Linked DNA regions of Homo sapiens: all the other regions are linked to region 3. A link is an interaction called in ENCODE POLR2A ChIA-PET data of the cell type or tissue named here. Cell type or tissue: GM12878. All regions are shown on one strand. Region 1 overlaps LOC105379091 (a long non-coding RNA gene). Region 2 overlaps LOC105379091 (a long non-coding RNA gene). Region 3 overlaps ELL2 (elongation factor for RNA polymerase II 2).

Region 1 (2,500 bases), 69 kb after region 3:
AATGAAGACGTCTAAGTGACAGCACGTGGGAAGGCAGGATGGGACCCCAGGAGCTTACACACTCTTCCTAGGTGGTGCCGAGAACAGCCCAGCAGCCACTTCCAAAAAATGATACGAAGACAAGGAGTGGTAAAGTGCCAGGCAAGCTGTGCCAGAGCACAAGCAGCGGGCACAGGGCTTCAGAGCAAGGAGTCTTGCCAGACAGCCTGGCTTAGAGTCCTGTTGTGCCACTCACAAGCCACAGACTGTGGGCATGTTTATAAAGCCCCAGATCCTCTGTTTCCCATCATGAACAGGATAGTACCTGCCTTGGAGGTTGCTGGGCTGACACATACGTAGAGAGGTGTCTGGCACCTCATAAGTTTACTATATGTATTTTTATTGGATACTTTAAAATTATTTCTTTCCATCTTTTATTCAGAGGTGGAAAGTTCTGTAGCAATATATGTAGCAAAGCAACCAGTCAGAGCTGAACAACCCTATTAGGTTAATTTAGATTTTTGCATAAGAGTGATTGATTGAGCTCCCCGGTAAATGGACACAGCCCAGAACATTTTAAAAGCTCTGCTATTGATTTCTCTATCAAAAATCAGATTTCTCTATGAAATACTTTTTTTTTCCTGTGAATCTTTTTTTTTTTTTTTTTTTAAGAGGGAGTCTCGTTCTGTTGCCCAGGCTGGAGTGCAGTGGCACGATCTCAGCTCCCTGCAACCTCCGCCTCCCGGGTTCATGCGATTCTCCTGCCTCAGCCTCCTGAGTAGCTGGGATTACAGGCACACATCACCATACCCGGCTAATTTTTTGTGTTTTTAGTAGAGACGGGGTTTCACTATGTTGGCCACACTGGTCTTGAACTCCTGACCTCGTGATCTGCCCACCTTGGCCTCCCAAAGTGCTGGGATTAGCAGCACTGGCATGAGCCACCACGCCCGGCCCTCTGTGAATCTTTTCAAGTCCCACATTAGCTTCTCTTGGCATCTTGGCTACCAGTAACTTAGACACAGTGCTGATGCATTTGTTCTCAACTTGAGCTGAACTTTGAATATTCTCTCTATTCTCTTTTCCAGTTGTCTTTATAGAGGACAGTTTTTAAAAGAGCGTTTTTGTCTGGAAGCCTAAGTGCTTCTTGCCACCTAGTTACTAGAGGGGGTTGTTCGTTACAGGTAAGATGCTTTGGATAAAAGGCTGCTGTGAAAATCACTCTTTCTTACACCTGTAAGTTTTTCCTTCTCCTCCCAAGGATAGAGTTCATTTAAATCAGCCTTGTCAAAGGAGTGCCAGGAGGGTCTCTAGGGGTCTCGTGGCCACCTGAGCTTCAGAACTCTGCAGCTGAGAACAGCTGTAAGGGGACACTAGGGACCGTCAGCAAAGCCACCTTTTTCTCCACCCTCCTCCTTCCCTCCTCTTTCTCTGCCCCTGTTGACAAATCTTTATTGCTGTGGTAGCCAATTATCATCCACCCCTCCCTTCCTTAACTCACCCTCCCCACCTGCTCCTCCCTTCTCTTCACTCCCTCCTCTTGACTGAGTGAATGACCCTGGCTCCCCTCTTCTGTTAGCATGCACATCTTACCATTTTCCCCTTGTCTTTGGTTAAAAATGACCTGACATATAGATGGTGACAAGGCCAGGTCAGAAATAGGGACCTAAAAGCATGAAAAATTGGGGAGGATAGAAAATGCTTTGTGGTATTGGGGGAAAGAACGGAACATGGAGTTCTCTACCCTGGGCCTGAGTTCCAGTTGTGACATTCACCTACCTTTGACCCAGGGCAATTTGCCTAAACCCCTAGATCTTCTTTCTTTCATCCCTGGTAATGTAGGATAATGCCTGTGAAGTTTAAACACTGTCACATTGACCATGAGGGACAATCATAAAGCAACAGCGATTGTCATGTGTGTCCCTACAAATCCACTTTTTGGGGGCTGTTTGCCTTCAGAGATGAAATTTCTGGCGGTTCCCAGAATTCCTCAGAGACAGCTACTTTTAAATAAGTCCTGTATTCACTTTTAGCAAGGGCCTCATTTCAGTAACTCACAAGTCCAGTCATGTAACAGCCACAGTTCTGAAATACATTTAGAACTGAATATTCTCCCCTCGTCCAGCTTAGGCCTGCTTTAGTCTGGAAGCCAAGTGCTTTTTGCCATCCTCCCCACTCCTCCCACCACCCAGCATTTCCCAGGATGAAAGGGTGGGAAGGTAGGGAGGAGAGACAAGGAGCATGAGAGGGCTGATTGAATGACAGCTTTGAAGTCCTTGGCCTTGGTTTCCTTTGGGCATTGTCAAAGCCCACCCTGGTTGCCTCGGACTCCTCTGACCTCTCCTATGGCTGGCCCTTGCAGTGGCCTTCAGCATCTGCCTCCAATAGCATACTGCCGTCACTTCAGGCAAGAAGCTAGTAAGCTTACTGCCCATTTAAAAATGATCATACCAACATGCCAACTCGAGGTGTCCCATCTGGTCGCTCACCCACACTCCCACCCCAGTCATAGACCAATCAG
Region 2 (2,500 bases), 81 kb after region 3:
GCTGAGATCAATGTGAGACTAACTGCTTCTCAGAAACATAGAAATCAAAAGCAACACTGAGAATGTCACACTCAGACTGTTGTGAAGCACATGGCATTGAACACTGAGAATCCGTGGGCCTGACCTGCAGAGCTGACTCCTTTCCTTAGCAGCCCCATTTCTCAGGAGGAGCAGCAAACCCCCACCTCCAGTAGAAGCCAACCAAGTCCATTTCCCATAGCCACTGGCAGCCCCTTAATCACTGAGTATTTTCCACAGGCTGGACTACATAGAACTTACCCATTCAGAGAAGGGGTTATTTCAAAACTAAAAGTAAATTTGTTCTCTGAATATGATCTCATTTCCACATTTCCTAAGCTTACCAGCAGCTTGAGTTTCCTTTTTTCTATTCATAGCAGTTCCTTCATCTACTTTTGACTCAACCCTTATCAAAGCAGGTATAGTTCCCTCAGACATTTGTCTGGAAAAACCATGTAAGTGACTCAACAACAAACAACTAAGGAAGCATGAGCACTGCTGTATCATCTTTTTGGTTTAGTATCCTTTATTTTCTAGAAGTGATGCTTTTGTATCTAGCTTCTTTGTATGTATTAGCTAATAGAACAAAAACAGAAAAATATTTACATATATATATTTTACACAAATATATATGTATATATATAAAATGTGTTGGCCAACACCCTTATAATTTACTGCATAAGTTGTACACATTAAAAGAAAAAAAAGATAGCAATGTCTCCTTTAAAAGTTATGCCAAAATTAAAACCCATGCCACTTGAAAAGGTTAAAGCATACTATTTCTAACACCTATTAAACTTCTTTGCTTTCTTAAAACATTCTGTACAGATACTGCCTAACTGTGGAAATCAGTACATCCTTTTCCTCTTTTTAGCCCCTAAAATAAAACTAGCTCCCTCAAGCCAAAAAAAAAAAAGAGGTAGGTTTTGTTTTGATTTCTTCTTATGTGGTATCTCAGCTCATGCTGAGGAAGTGGCTGCAAACGTGTTCACTGTGCCCACACTGTGGTTCCCCAGGCTTGGGGCTGGGGGATGAAGTTTTGTGAAACTTGGTTTAGCCTGGGCTTATTTTGGTGCCTGAGCCCAAATATTTCTTGCCTCTTTCTGCTCCTACTCTCATGCCACTTTTCATTCTTTATTTCTTTTCTTTCTTTTTTTTTTTTTTTCTTTTTTTGGAGACAGAGTTTTGCTCTGTCACCCAGGCTGGAGTGCAGTGGCATGATGTCGGATCACTGCAACCTCCACTTCCTGAGTTCAAGCGATCCTCCTGCCTACAGGTGCATGCCACCATGCCTGGCTAATTTTTTTGTATTTTTAGTAGAGCTGGGGTTTCACCATGTTGGCCAGGCTGGTCTCAAACACCTGACCTCAGGTGATCCTCCCACCTCAGCCTCCCAAGTAGCTGGAATTACAGGTGTGTGCCACCATGCCCAGTTTTGTTTTGTTTTGTTTTGTTTTTTTGAGGGAGCAGGTCTCGCTATGTTGCCAAGGCTGGTCTTGAACTCCTGGCCTCAGCCTCCCAAAGTGTTGGGATTGCAGGCGTGAGCCACCATGCCCAGCCTCACACCACATCTTGATGTGGGCCTTAGCTTATTTTTATGTAGCTGTTAGCCCACTTTTGTACTTGCCTTCTCAGCTTCCCTCAAGGGGCCTAGAAGGCATCAAAGTCAAGACAACTCTAAAAGTTTATTTTGACAAATAGTCTAAAGCCATGACTATCTGTTGTAGAAATATCTGGTCACTTTAGCAAAAACACAAAGCAAATATACATTGGCTGTAGATCTCACATGAATTTTATCATTTCTTGCCATTAAGCTTATGCTATAGAAGCCTGCCAGTTGGGGACAAGCTGTGAAATTTGGGTTTTATAAGCAGATATACCAGGAAGGTACAGGTGATACTGTTCTTTTTAGTTCTTGTGATTGTCCTTTGGGCCAGTAGCAAAGAAGCCATCCTGGCAGAGGAGCTGACTTTGAGGTCTGCAGACACCCAAGGGGCTCTTGGATAGAATTCCAAGGTTCTATAAACTTGGATGGGGAAAGACCCACTTATTTGTTTTCACTAACCTGTAACTAAAATTTAGCAATTTTTTCAATTAAGAAGGCAGGTAACTGTCTTAGTCCATTTGTGTTGCTATAAAAAAAAATCTAAGTCTGGGTAATTCATAAGGAAAAGAGGTTTAATTGACTCATGGTTCTGTGGGCTGTATAAGAAGCATGGTGCCAACATCTGCTCCTTGTGAGGGCCTCAGGTTGCTTTCACTGAAGGCAAAAGGCAGTGGGGAACCAACAGGTGCAGAGATCACATGGCAAGAGAAGCAGCAAGAAGGAAGAAAGAGGGAGGTGAGAGGCTCTACTTTTTTTTGAGACTGAGTCTCTGTTTCCCAGGCTGGAGTTCAGTGGCGCGATCTCGGCTCACTGCAATCTCCGCCTCCTGAATTCAAGCAATTGTCCTGCCTCAGCCTCCCAAGTAGCTGGGATTAC
Region 3 (2,500 bases):
GCCTGGCTAATTTTTTGTATTTTTAGTAGAAACAGGGTTTCACCATGTTAGCCAGGATGGTCTCGATATCCTGACCTTGTGATCCACCCACGTCGGCCTCCCAAAGTGCTGGGATTACAGGTGTGAGCCACCATGCCTGGCCAAGTGTTGTTGATTTAAAGGCTGGTTCACAGTAACTAACTTTTTGGCTGGTTGTTTGGTTTAGATTTTTGCCTTCCATGTTCAAGAGCTATTTGAAATCCTAAGATTTAAGACAACCATATATATGAAGATTTTATATATATATATATATATATATATATATATATATATATATATATATATACACATACATACATACATATATATATATAAATAAAACTTGGCATGTATCAGATAGCCACCATTTTCTAGAAGCTATCTTTCAAAACAAGGATTGTGCTAAATAGATGTTGGTTTTGATAATCCCTTATATTTCACTCTTTCCATGCTGTAGTGGCTAGAAAGAAATTATTCTTTACTTCATATGTTCTTTAATCTGGTTCTTCCAAATCTGCAGAAAAGGAATTTCTTTTGAATCTAAGGTTACATTGACTCACAGGGAAAAATACTAGATTGGTTTTGTGAAGCTTAATGACTTTCTTTTTGGCATCTAATAAAAGGTTTGAGGCAAAGAAGGAGATACCATTTTTTAAAGTAGTTTTGGATTATTTCTAAATTTCATATCATGTATTATTCTAAGCATATTATTGGCTTTTAACAAGAGCTGAGTGTATTTTATTTCTTCAGGATCAACTGTCTGATTTCTTGTGCTATTTTCTGCTTTTAACTCCAATTTTCTTTCTTCCTCCTCTCTCCTTGCCTAGACATTTTTTATTACAGTGGTTAAAATATAATTATTAAATAGTCTTCTTTGGGTTCTCTATCAGATGATGTCTTAAAGAACAAAGAAAAAAGTGACTCTTGAACAAAAGAATCATTACTACCAGTTCTTAAATAGCATAGGGGGAAAGAAAGATGATCTATTTTATCCAAGTTGCATCCCAGGGAAAAGCATGTCTACTTATTTACTTTTTACTAGTGCAAGTAAAAACAAGTTCTCAAATTGTCTGGTATTTTCCTTCTGCCATAGTGCAAAACCAAAAAAGTGATTCTTAATTCTCTGGCTTTCAGTTTCAAATTTCATATTACTATTGTTGAAGAGGGGCAGGAAAGACTAACTATATAAAATGCTGAATAAGAGCACAGTTCTGAGCCCCAGGTCACTTATTAGCCATGTAGCCTTCAGTAATTCACAGAACTTACCTGAGAAATGAGAATAATAGTATCTACCCCACAAGGGTGCTTCTGAGAATTCCCAGAGGTGGTAGTAAAAATGGATAGTGCCTGACACATTGTAAACGCTCAAATAGTAACTGGTTAGCTAAAACTGTTTCTTTAAACAATCCACTTTAAGTACTCACTTGAACCATCACCACTTATAGAAAGTTTTTTTGTTTTGGGCAAAGTTCCAAAATTATATTTGACATTGGAATTTTTTTTTTTTTTTTGCAGTATCTTTATCATGGCTTATAATGCAGCTTAGATACAAAGGTAGATACCAAGTATTTAATAAATACTTGCTGATTGATTTCAAATAATTTAAGAATTCTTGAATTAAGTAAAGAATAATTCAAGAGTTAACCTTTAGTTAACTCAAAGTTCCATGATGGGTTCAAAAGGGAAGCTAAAGGTGTCTCAAAAACATCTCTAACCTTAAAGAATAAAGTTGGAAAGATCTCTATAATATTTTTTAGAAATATTGTTATTTTCTAGGCCCAGAATGCTATTTCTTGCTTGTATATTTGTAAAACTGACAGTTGTTGATAAGGGAAAGGTAACCACACATTTAATTTGTTTACATGGGTAAGCAATATGTAAATAATCAAGAGATGGTTATAAACTACCTTTATAGGATAACTTTTTTATTCAACTCCAAAAAAACAGCTGTGCTCTTCTCCCACCCCAAAGGAATCATGTCAGAATTAATATTCCTTAGGAAAATGAATATTTCTTAGGAAAATGACTCAGTAAATTATATATTACTTTTATAGTTCTGATATATTGTGAGGAATAGTCCCTGGAAATAAGTGTACATAGATCTCTTTGGTCATAGAGCAATTCTTGTTGCAGTAGCATTGGCTTGTAAATGCAGATGTCAAGAGTATAACCAAACTTAAGAGCATTTTAGCATTGCCTATACTACTATTCTGTGCTTAGGAATGCCCAACATTTCATAAGAGGTATAAAGGGTAAATTCAAGGAGCTTCTAAGAGCAGTGAAAGTACTAAAATTTGACAGAATCTTTTGACTGCAAACCATCACTTTTATCAGGTTGTTGAAGGAGTTTCCCTAGCCAATTACAATCTGCCTTTGTGTTCTTGGTTGGAAATAGATACAAGATAACTCTCTTACTTATAGCTCAAATACTATTCCCTTAAGCCCTAGAGTAACTTGATTTTCAGAAGAGCTACTTGGTGAA

Evidence for each region. Peaks named below come from ENCODE experiments on the same cell type or tissue, not always from the same donor. Only the 100,000 strongest peaks of a DNase experiment are listed, where the experiment ranks them.
Region 1: POLR2A ChIA-PET joins it to region 3 with 6 read pairs; 10 of 35 experiments call an interaction of 5 or more read pairs at or near these places.
Region 2: POLR2A ChIA-PET joins it to region 3 with 7 read pairs; 9 of 35 experiments call an interaction of 5 or more read pairs at or near these places.

The regions. Positions count from the first base shown.
Region 1 is chr5:95,879,658-95,882,157 of GRCh38, reverse strand. LOC105379091 (a long non-coding RNA gene) reads right to left here. Exons shown (of 3, transcript XR_001742813.2): 3 at 552-2,500. Among named protein-coding and RNA genes, the nearest start is that of LINC01554, 29 kb to the right of the region's middle. In GM12878, no CTCF peak of the experiment used is centred here; no DNase peak of the experiment used is centred here; H3K27me3 peaks cover 144 bases.
Region 2 is chr5:95,868,127-95,870,626 of GRCh38, reverse strand. All of the region lies in intron 1 of LOC105379091 (a long non-coding RNA gene), which reads right to left. Among named protein-coding and RNA genes, the nearest start is that of LINC01554, 17 kb to the right of the region's middle. In GM12878, no CTCF peak of the experiment used is centred here; DNase peaks (open chromatin) are centred at 216, 286 and 1,026; H3K4me3 peaks cover 523 bases; H3K27ac peaks cover 2,041 bases.
Region 3 is chr5:95,948,730-95,951,229 of GRCh38, reverse strand. All of the region lies in intron 1 of ELL2 (elongation factor for RNA polymerase II 2), which reads left to right. Among named protein-coding and RNA genes, the nearest start is that of ELL2, 12 kb to the left of the region's middle. In GM12878, no CTCF peak of the experiment used is centred here; a DNase peak (open chromatin) is centred at 1,162; H3K4me3 peaks cover 729 bases; H3K27ac peaks cover 1,510 bases.